Linked DNA regions of Homo sapiens: region 1 is linked to region 2. Evidence: chromatin loops called from intact Hi-C (ENCODE). Cell type or tissue: GM12878. All regions are shown on one strand. Each heading gives the region's core, and the rest is flanking DNA. Links, peaks and the distances in the headings are about the cores only. Region 1 overlaps LOC105374007 (a long non-coding RNA gene). Region 2 has its middle 220 kb from the start of COL8A1.

Region 1 (5,386 bases), core at 161-5,160, 87 kb after region 2:
GAAATGGAGTAGTAGAAACAGAAATACAAACTCCCATGCAGTTGAAAGCTGAGAAAGAGAAACTGTGATATGTACTTTACAGGCCGGCTTTCTCTCCCCTAACTCAAAATTAGAGCAAAGGGAATGAAATTTGAGCAATCATAACTCACATTTCTATAGCTCCTGCAGTGTACAAAGAGCCTTTACACATGTGATCTCATTGAAACAGCAAAACATTCCACCTTCTGAACAATTTCTAGGGTCAGAAAGTATATGTGTAAAACAGAAGGTGGCCTGTTCTTAAATAAGGATCTTCTTTATTGATAGTAGGTCAACACAAACATAGCTGAGTCCCTTAGGTTTGGGTTCCAGAAGCAGACTCTGATGGAACAAAAAAAAATAATAAAGAGATAAAATGTGAACAAATGTGGGAGTGATTCACTCCTAACCAGGAAATTGGGACAGGGAAGGAAAAGCAGCCAAGCAAAGGCGGGATTTCAGGCAAAGTCCTAGCTTCAGCCTGATCCCCAAAGGGAATCTGGAATATAAGCCACACTTTAGAGTTTGTCCTGACCAGTAGCACAGGGGCTGGGCCTTCATATTCCTGAAGATACACTCATGGGCTAAGGGCTTAGGGGAATGGAGTGGAGTGATCGGGGAACACAAAATCCCGGACACTTCTGGCTGTCTGCACAGCTCCAGAAGAGTTGCAAGTGAGGACTGTTAGGAGAAAATCAAACAAACAAAAGAGGGGAAGCTCACAGACATAAACAGTAAAAGGGATTTGAGGGAATCTGGGCAGAGTAATAGCACAGTCCACTGTGGGTTTAGCTTTACAGAAAACAGACTTTGAAAAACAGAATATTAAGGCTACCAATTCAAAGCCCAATACCAAAACTACTGAAATGTTTGCAAAAAGAATGTCATGGTGTAAGTGTGAAAAGTAGTTGAAGGAGAAAGATCAAATGGACCCTTACTATATGGTTGTTCAAAGGTGGCTTAAAATATAAAATTCTATTGAGCAAATCACATGGCTCAATTAAGGCCAACACTAAATTAATTCTGACTGTTACTGACTAGCCACAAAAGACGTAAGACAAATCTTTTCACATTACTGAGTCCCAAGCTGCTTTTTAAATGGAGGGATAGGAGATAAGGTTATAATAACAATTAACATGTATTTGTATATTTATACTGTGCCAGGTGCTAAGTGGTTAGCCTAGATGATCTCATTACAAGTTAGTGTTATAAATCTCCCCATTTCATAGGTCACACAAGCTAGTAAAGGGCAGAGCCATGGTTTAAACCTAAACATGTCAGTTTCAAAAACTGGGTGTTAAACTGTTCCAATACTGCTTCCCAGAGGGAATCCACGTCATTTATAGCTCTGGAATTCAACTGTTTGAACTCATGCCCTATGAGTTCACATGTGGCAGATGTAAGAAAAGAGGGACACAGAGTAAACAAAGACATTCATAGACAGGATACTGTCTCCACATTGCACAACTCCTAGGGACACTGGTTACCACCTGCATCCGCCATCTAGGGTTTTGCATTGCTGGGATATTCAACAAGGCCCTGATTAAGCAAGTTTAGATGATTCCTGCCATCTCAATTCCTGATGATGTGCCTAACCAATATGTTGTAAACTTAGTTGGGTGGATTAGCTTTAGAAAAAGCTAATTGAGATGTCAAGGCCTAAAGACCACATTTTCCTTTTTTTCTTTTTTTTTAAGCCTTTCTTTTCTATTGCAAGTTACTAAGGAATTTGCTGGCTGTCCAAGTAATTCTTAATATTTTTTAAATCCAAGGTTTTCCCTAACTTAGTGTGCTGCCTGTCTCCAATAACAAAGGCCTTCAGACCACACTAAACACAAATGTCACCTTAAAAGCTTGTACCATTTATGATGGCAGTGAGGGGAGTAGGTTAAGGGTGAAAAGGTTTTCACCTCACACACACATCATACAGGAAACTTATTTATGTGTTAAGCACTACCCATGACTTTGGCCTAGATTTAAGGCCTGAAAATTAGCATAAAATTTGTGTTCTATTAAAGTACTTTTCAGACAGATTTGACTTTGTCAAAGAACTCAAAACATTTTAACATGAAGATTTATTCCCACATTCTTGGGATAGATCTCCATTATAGAAATTATCAAATTATTATTATCTGTTTATATAAATTTATGAATGCTTCCTCTTGAAGGTAATCTCTTTGAGGACAGAAGCCATGACCTAGGTGTCTCTCTTTCCCCAGGTCTGGAATATGACAGCTACTCACTGTCAAGGAATTAATGAGTCTATAGTACTATGCAGCACTGAGCATGTTCTCCTATCTCCTCAAAGAAGAGAGAGAACCCTTACATTTACTTATCAGAGAACTGAGAAAATGAAACCACATTCTTCATGTGTGAAGAATCAAGTGACATTGTACCCTAGGGACTCAATAAGGCTACTCCATCTTGCAAAAAAAAAGATATCTTACTAGAAATATTAAAATAAAATGTCAAGATGTGTATTAAACTCGGTTGGACCAGAAATGTATATTTTTTATTCAAGCATGAAAAGGATATGTATCCATCCAATGTGGTTTTCAGAGCCTATGTCCCCATGTAGGGGAAAAAATTCTCCCTCACCACTCGCCTCGAGACCCACCCTTAGAGCTTTATTTTTTTTAGCACAGTGTTTAGGGTGGAATGGAAATCCCTGTGGGATAGGAAACACTTTAACCTTTAACTGTAGTTATCAATCACTTATAATGTAATATGAATAAAAGCTCTCAGAGCAGAATTTTTATCAAAAGCACTGAGGATGTGAAAGTGTAGTTACACTTATATCAAGGATTATATAGTAAAATGAAAAAAGAGCAGAGTTTTTCTGAAGTCACATTTCACCTCTTCACTGACTTACTTTGGGCTGGCCTTGATTGGAACCAGGAGGCCATTCGTCTGTGGGCATCAGGACCAACCCTCCCCTCCAAAGCAGAAACTCAAAATACACTGCAGTCTTCAACCATTCTTTCTGTGGGCCCAATGCACAGCTGCTGTTGCTTCCTCCTCAGTCTGGGGAATCACCCAAAGATCATTAGATTCAGAATGACTTGGCAAACCAAAATCTTAAGAGAGTGCAGTCGCGTGGCCCAGTCACTATTCCACAAGTCCTCGGTTGTGAGTCACAGTCAGAGTACTTCACAGACCTTAGCAAGTGATGTAATAATCTGGAGCCCGAGAATTGTGAAATCGAGGATTTGCCACCAATTAACCGTGTAACTGTAAGGCTTTGGTTTCCTTAAATGTTAAATATATATATATATATGAGGGGAGGGGAGATACTGCATAATCAAATAAAAGTAGGAAATGCTTCATTAAAAGAAACTTAATACTTTTTTTTTTTTATTTTGGGAATCCCCAAAGCCTATAATATGTTAATATGAACTGCAAATCTCCAGGAGGGGAAACAGTGTCCCAGGTTTCCCAACCTCATTTCATTTTGGAACCCTATTTTCTTTTTTCTTTTTTTTTTTTTTTTTTTTTTGAGATGAAGTCTCACTCTTTCACCCAGGCTGGAGTGCAGTGGCGGGATCTTGGCTCACTGCAACCTCAGCCTCCCAGGTTCCAGTGATTCTCCTGCCTCAGCCTCCCAAGTAGCTGGGACTACAGGCACGTGCCACCATGCCCAGCTAATTTTTGTATTTTTAATAGAGACAGGGTTTCACCATGTTTACCAGGCTGATCTTAAACTCCTGACCTTGTGATCCACCCACCTCGGCCTCCCAAAGTGCTAGGATTACAGGCATGAGCCACCGCACCCAGCTGGAACTCTATTTTCAAATATCATTTTCTAGAACTCGTATTCTACTGGTTACAATTTGGAAAATGCTAGACTAAGTGATCCCCAAAGGCCTCCAAGCATTAATATTCTAAAATTTTACTCTCTGATTCTTTTCTTCCCCCTTTAATCCTAATAAGGAGCTCCACATGAGATTCTGCATATCCAAACTCTTTGCAAACTTAAAAATACCAAAAAACTGTTAGCTATTATAACATGGGGGCAGGACCAGGGAGATGAAGCGTATCCTGTCAACACCCTGAGAACATGGGTAACAGTCTCCACTAGAAAATCTCTGACCTGCAATTATGTCTTTTTGTAATGTGCTTAATTACATACTTAGAAAATAAATTCTAGAATTCCAGCACAATTTTTGTTTAAGGAAATAAGAAAATCCTTTGTTTTGCATAAACGGTGTTACAACTAATTAAGGGAGAAATTAGCTGCCAGGTTACATGAAAAGATAAGACCTGATTCCATGACATCTTCTTTGCATTCATGAGAAGCGAGCTGATGGTCTGCTGCCTGTGTGGTGTTTAGCTCAGCCTCCACTGACTGGGACTCATTAGCCAAGGGTTACAAAAAATGTAACCAATGCTTTTTCCAGATATTCCACCGCAAACCAAGTAAGACGGTGTCTGTCCCTTGCCTTGAAGGCCTGGGTCTGAGCCACTCACGATGCTCCCTCCAGCTCAGCCTGCGGCATGGGATTTTCATTAGATGGCGTTCCTTGTATTCAAGCAAGTCCTGCTGGGGTATAAATACCGCTCCTTTGTTTTTGGAGAAGTGAAGAAGGAGGTAAGCATGTTAATAAACAGCTATTCATTAACTTTTTAAATAATTTTAATGTTCAATAAACTTCTTGTTCTAGTCTTGTTTTTCCTAAGAATAAATCAACATATATTCCAAGTGGCTTTGGGAAGTGGCTAAATATTGCCCATGCTTTTTCCCTTAGTGAAAGTTCCTCCCATTTTGTGATTTGAGAGGCTTATTCACAAGTAGCATTCACCAGAAGAGCCACAGAACTGCTGATGCTTGCAAGGCTCAGGATAATGGGATATGAAATACAGACATTAGAGGCCCAAGTGAACACAAAAAGCCACACGCAGCCCAAGCCCAAGGTCTAAATTTCACTGTTCTGGAACTGCTATGGGCAGTCCCAAGGCCAGGGTGGGCAAAGGAGGCTCCTTCAATGTGGGATACCCTCCCCAGCTCTCCCCATTTTCCTCTTGGAGATACTCTGTTAGTTTAGAGAGCAATAGCAGATTCTCTGTCTCTGGATGGCTGCTGTTAAAATCTACAAGAGTTTCTTACCTTACATTTACTTATCAGATTAAACTGTCCTTTCAGAAGAACTAAGAAAATGAGACCACGTCTAAGGAGCATTATTATGGGGCATGAGATTGGATCCTGATAGGACCTGGGTGGCAGAGAGTGGCAAGGACTAGACACAAGGGCAGCCCACAGGATATTCACATTTCATGGGGCCTTGCCAACCAGAGCAGGAGTGAAGAAGTTAGAAGAGTATGTCAAAGAGAAATTCCAAAAGGGAACTCTGAACAGGAAGGTGGCCAGCTT
Region 2 (5,386 bases), core at 114-5,113:
AATTGTCCAGCCACTACGAAAAAGTTTGACAGTTTCTTCTAAAATTAAAAATGTGCTTATCATACAACCCATAAGTTATACCTTTGGGAACCTTTTGGGAATTTATCCCAAAGAAATAAAGACTTATGTACACAAAAAACCTCTACTGAATGTTTACCACAAATATATTCATATTAACCCAAAACTGGAAACAACCTAGATGTTCCCTCAACAGGTAAATGGTTAAACAAACTGTGATACAATCATAGCACAGAGTACTCAGAAGAAAAAAAAAGGAGGTGGGGGGAACATTGCTGATACACATGACAGTCTCAATGAATCTCCAGAAAATTAAACCAAGTGAAAAAAAATCAGTTTCTAAGGTTATATACTGTATGACTCCATTCATATAACATTTTTAAAATGACAATACAATAGAAATAAAGAACAAATTACTATAATTACTTTTCAGGGATTAAGGAGTTGAATGGGGTAAGAGGGAAGTGGGTGTGGCTGTAAGAAGCAACATGAGGAATCCCTGTTGTGATGTAAATGTTCTATATGTCTATTGTATCAATGTCAGTATTCTGATTGTGATATTACAGTATAGTTTTGTGAGATGTTAACATTGGGGAAAACTGGATAAAGGGTAGATTGAACTTCTCTGTGTCATTTGTTACAACCACACACGAATCTATAATTATCTCAACATTAAAAGTTTAAGAAACAATAGAACAATTTTTTTTTTTTTTTTGAGACAGTCTTGCCAGGCTGGAGTGCAGAGGTGTGATCTCGGCTCACTGCAACCTCCGCCTCCCTGGTTCATGCCATTCTCCTGCCTCAGCCTCTGGGGTAACTGAAACTACAGTCGAGCGCCACCACGCCTGGCTAATTTTTTGTATTTTAGTAGAGACGGGGTTTCACCATGTTGGCCAGGATGGTCTCAATCTCCTGACCTCATGATCTACACGCCTTGGCCTCCCAAAGAATAATTATTTTTAAAGAAAGGAGTACAGCATTGGACATAAGTTCTTGTCCAGTAACACCACTCAGAAGCCATATGACCTTGGGTATTAACTTTCACAACCAAAGATTTCTAATGTCTAAACGTGTAGATTAGATAAGTTGATTTTTGAAATTGTGTTCCAGTTATATAATTCTTCCATGGTATTTTATTTCCTAGAAAAGAGTGTTTCTGTAAAATATACTTTTCTCCACACAACTGAAATAAAGTACATGGGAATTATTTTAAATCCAGGAAAACAGTCATACCCAAGCGTAAAGATCTTGCACTTAAAAAAGACCAATCTGTTTGCTTATTAATGAAAAAATCTCTAAAAAGGGTCTTCAACCCAGCACAAGACAGCATTTTCCCAAAATATTAGATATGAGAGACTGGTTTAAGATTAAATTATAAACCTCTACCTTTTCAGCCCATTAGAGAACTAAAGAAATATTTCCTTTCTAGCTATTTTTGATGTTTTCAGAAAGCCAAACTTTTCCCATGCCCTATTTCTCAGGGAGGGGGAATAACCCACATATGTATGGCAGGTCCTTTAATTCACTTTAGCTTCAGCAATGTTGGGTTTGGCTTAGTTGTTAGAACTAACATGTTTACATGACATTTGGGGCACACTTCTGCTCTTCTGTCTGTCACCAGCTGATGGACTCCGAGGCAGTCTGGATAAGAATCCATTACTCTTACTGGAAGCTAGTCTGTCTATATTACCTTCACACATGGTTTCTTAAAAGTCATTTTCTCTATTAAAAATCTGCAAAATATCTTGAAGGAACTTTAAAGAAGTAGAATTGTTATTTAAATACCACATGGCTCTTAAATTCACAAACAGTTACTATTCTGAGTTCAAATTACATAGGCACTGTTATATACAAAAAAAATAGCATGAAGGAATTCCATGTATACAATGCATACCTGGTTATGTATACATGGAACTATGGACTAGATGAGGAAATTGATACTCTTGTTATTCCAACCAACTATGAAAAACATCCTACATTTTAAATGTAAAACTGGGGCCCATGGGCTGTCTTTAAAAAAAAAAAGTTAGGATATTGGAGGACTGTGTGAAGATTTTTGAAACTTATCATACTTGAATTCTTTTCAGAAATTCAAAGAGTATGCAGAGTTACAGCTTGCTTACATTCGTTACAGCATTTATTTATTATAAATTTGTATTGGAACCTGCCATGTATCATGTACTGTCTAAGTGCTAAGGAGAGATACAAATAGGCAATTACCTTAACACAGAGTATTAATTCTATGATGGTGGTGAGTACTAAAGTGCTATAGGAGGACAGGAAATGATCTAACCCAACCTTGAGAAGAGTTTTCACATGCATACTACTGCTTTTTAATCTCAGACTCCCATGTGAACAGCAACATCCTGTTTTTCATGTTATGAATATCAGACGGGTTCCAGTGTTTCTAATAGCTGGGTTACTGATACATCCAGAAATCTTCTGTTAACAACTGACAAGTCAAATTCAGACTACCTGGTGCCAAGCAGCCCAGCTCACTTGTCAATATCGTTTATGTAACCTTGACTTTTCATGACAGAGTGGAGGTAAGAATAGACCCACCACCAAATGGTCATCTATACAGTATGTAATACAGGCTCAGCAGAAGTCTGGCCCCCAGGCTTCTCTGTGGGATGTTCACCTACATAACTTTACTTCTCCTCCTAATAACTCTGGCCTTGTGAGTTTTTCCTTCCTTCTCTAATAAACTAAGCCAATAGTTTCACTGAATTTATTCTGAACCCGGTTACATGACAAGTGAAAACTCAACTGTACTCCTTTGCAAAACAGGCTTCCTGGGTGACGTTGAAATGGAAATCACATGATAGTATGTCAAAGGTTTTTCCCCAGATTTTTCTGACACAAGAGAGTTGGAGTGAAACTGAGAATTCTCATGGACAGATTGACCTTAGGTTCCCCATGTAAGCTCAGCTCTCTCCACTCCAGACTGCTGGACTGTGTTAGTGTCTGGTTTGTCTGATGTGATTATGAACCCCCTGGGCAAGACTTTGCCTAATTCTATGTTCTCTACAGCACCTAGCAATGGTGTTGGCACCATCCAGTGCCAAAGGACGCTCAATCTCTGTTAACTAATAATAGGATTGACTTCTCAACTCAACATGATGAGGTTTCTGTCATCTTTATGCCAGTGTTTTTTTCTGATGTGTATTTCTATTTGTGTCTGGAGAGCAAGCTTCATGTGTTACTGATTCACCCCTGGGCTGATCTTCTTTTCAGGAAATGTAGGCATGAAGTTGAGATTTTTTCAACCACAAGTTTTGGGAACACGGACTGCTGAAATATGCTAGGTTACATGAAGGGGAAATGTTTTTGAAAGCATTGCTTTTATTTTTTTAGCAGTCATGGGGATCTTTGTGAGCCAAGGATGCAGACTGGTTAGCAGATGTGATTATAAAGCCAGCAGGTCCCTTCAATGCAAATGTTTCATTTTAGTTTCTCCATTCCTAAGGAAAACAGTCAGCTTTTTGTTCAATTGACAAGTCTTTTTAATGGTATTTCTTTAATTATACTTCTTGTTTGCTCTAGTACTGAATTATTAATTAAATTTTCCTCATGTTAAATGAGCCATTGTATTGATCTTTGTAGTCATAAATCAGATGTTACATATGACATTTTATAGCACAAATATAACAAATGATTTTTCTGTGTAATTTCATCTTAATTCAACTGAAGGTGGAAAATGTCTTCATAAAAAGAGGACTCTTTGTTATATGGGTTTTTCTCTTGCATGTAAAAGAGGAAGGCCTCTTTGCAGTTGAGATAACAGGAAGGCATCTGTCTCCTGCTCGTCCCTGTGCAATGGAATGTCTAGGTGTAAAACCCGATTATATTTTCCATCTACTGAGATAGGAGAAAACCACCTTAAGGCTGGAGGTGAGATGCTGGCGGCAATACTGCTCTTTAATGCGTCGAGATGTTTATGTCTGTGCACATCAAAACACAGCACCTTTTTCTTAACCTTGTTTATGACACAGAGACATTTGTTCACGTGTTTTCCTGCTGACCTTATCCCCACTATTACCCTATTGTCCTGCCACATCCCCCTCTCCGAGATGGTGGAGATAATGATCAATAAATACTGAGGGAGCTCAGAGACCGGTGCCAGCGCACAGCGCGGGTCTTCCGTATGCTGAGCGCCGGTCCCCTGGGCCCACTTTTCTTTCTCTATACTTTGTCTCTGTGTCTCTTTCTTTTCTCAGTCTCTCGTCCCACCCAACGAGAAAGACCCACAGGTGTGGAGGGGCAGGCCACCCCCCCCTTCATCTTCATTTTACATTTCTTTTAGCATGCTTTGTAATTGGCCTTTAGTGTAAGATTTTAGGCTAATCTGGCTAGGGGTTGGGCTGTGTTTAATGTTTTCTGTACTTGTACATACCAGAGGTCGCAAACCCCTCTATATATATTGCTTGTCTCCCCTGTGTTTTTTTTTTTTTTTTTTTTTTGGTTTCCGTAAGAACTCCTCCTCAGAGAGAGTCTGTGTCTTGTGCCTCTTTCAGCTATAATTCTTTGTTATACTGTGTTCTGTTGGTGTGTTGGTGTGTTGGTAAGGTGTTGGGGAGGGGGAAGGACCATTCTATAATTTTACAATTAAATCTCAGTCTTTACATGGGCCTGTGTCACTCAGCTGTGACCTTAACAAGTATTTCTTAGCTTTACTCGCCACTTATATGAAACAAGGTGGCTAGAAAGAGCTAGAGAGGAGTAGATGCTTTTTTCCCAGTTGGGATAAGGCTCTAGTAATATCTTTTACCTTGGAGGGTGAGCCTTTGTATGGTGATTGCTTTGGGTAAGTCACTTTTTTCCCCTTGTGCCAAAGCTACAAGGGGATCTTTCTTGACTCTACCGTAAGAGTCTAGTGGAGTTCCTGAAGGTAAAGCCCAAGAAAGTGGTTGGAGGGTGGTGGAGCTAACACTGTATTCCTTAGGAGTTTCTCATCCATATGCTTATCCACACTCAGCATGTACAATTCATCAAGTTTGCCATATAAGTGTTGCTATAAATTTATTGCTGGGACTTCTGCTCCAGGCAAGCAGATCTTGGTAGTAACTCTGAATTTACCTGGTTTGCAGGTGACAATTCAACATGTGACCTCAGGCCTCTACTGGGCCTGAGAAAGGTCATGGGGTTCAGTATGTTTAATTTTTATCTTATAATGACAGGAGTGAAAACTTCCAATTTCTTGACATGTTGGAGCTGAAACATTATATGACATTTCACAGGTAAAAATAAATTTGATAAGGGGGTTGAAGCATCACTACAAACAATTGGACTACAGTTTATTTAAAAATGTCTTGAAAACCAATTTCCAATGATGAAGTTAAGTGGATAGGGCAATTGAAATGAATAG

Evidence for each region. Peaks named below come from ENCODE experiments on the same cell type or tissue, not always from the same donor. Only the 100,000 strongest peaks of a DNase experiment are listed, where the experiment ranks them.
Region 1: a loop joins it to region 2, with 6 times the contacts of the local background. A loop is called at or near these places in 2 of 110 quality-filtered maps.

The regions. Positions count from the first base shown.
Region 1 is chr3:99,503,009-99,508,394 of GRCh38, forward strand. The region is part of intron 1 of LOC105374007 (a long non-coding RNA gene); the gene reads right to left. It overlaps LOC105374005 (a long non-coding RNA gene), which reads right to left. Exons shown (of 5, transcript XR_007095985.1): 4 at 2,891-4,578; 5 at 1-360. Among named protein-coding and RNA genes, the nearest start is that of COL8A1, 130 kb to the right of the region's middle. In GM12878, for the core only: no CTCF peak of the experiment used is centred there; DNase peaks (open chromatin) are centred at 2,421 and 3,093; H3K27ac peaks cover 885 bases.
Region 2 is chr3:99,415,990-99,421,375 of GRCh38, forward strand. No RefSeq gene overlaps it. Among named protein-coding and RNA genes, the nearest start is that of COL8A1, 220 kb to the right of the region's middle. RefSeq lists an enhancer at 2,737-2,876. In GM12878, for the core only: no CTCF peak of the experiment used is centred there; DNase peaks (open chromatin) are centred at 2,482 and 2,912; H3K27ac peaks cover 2,968 bases.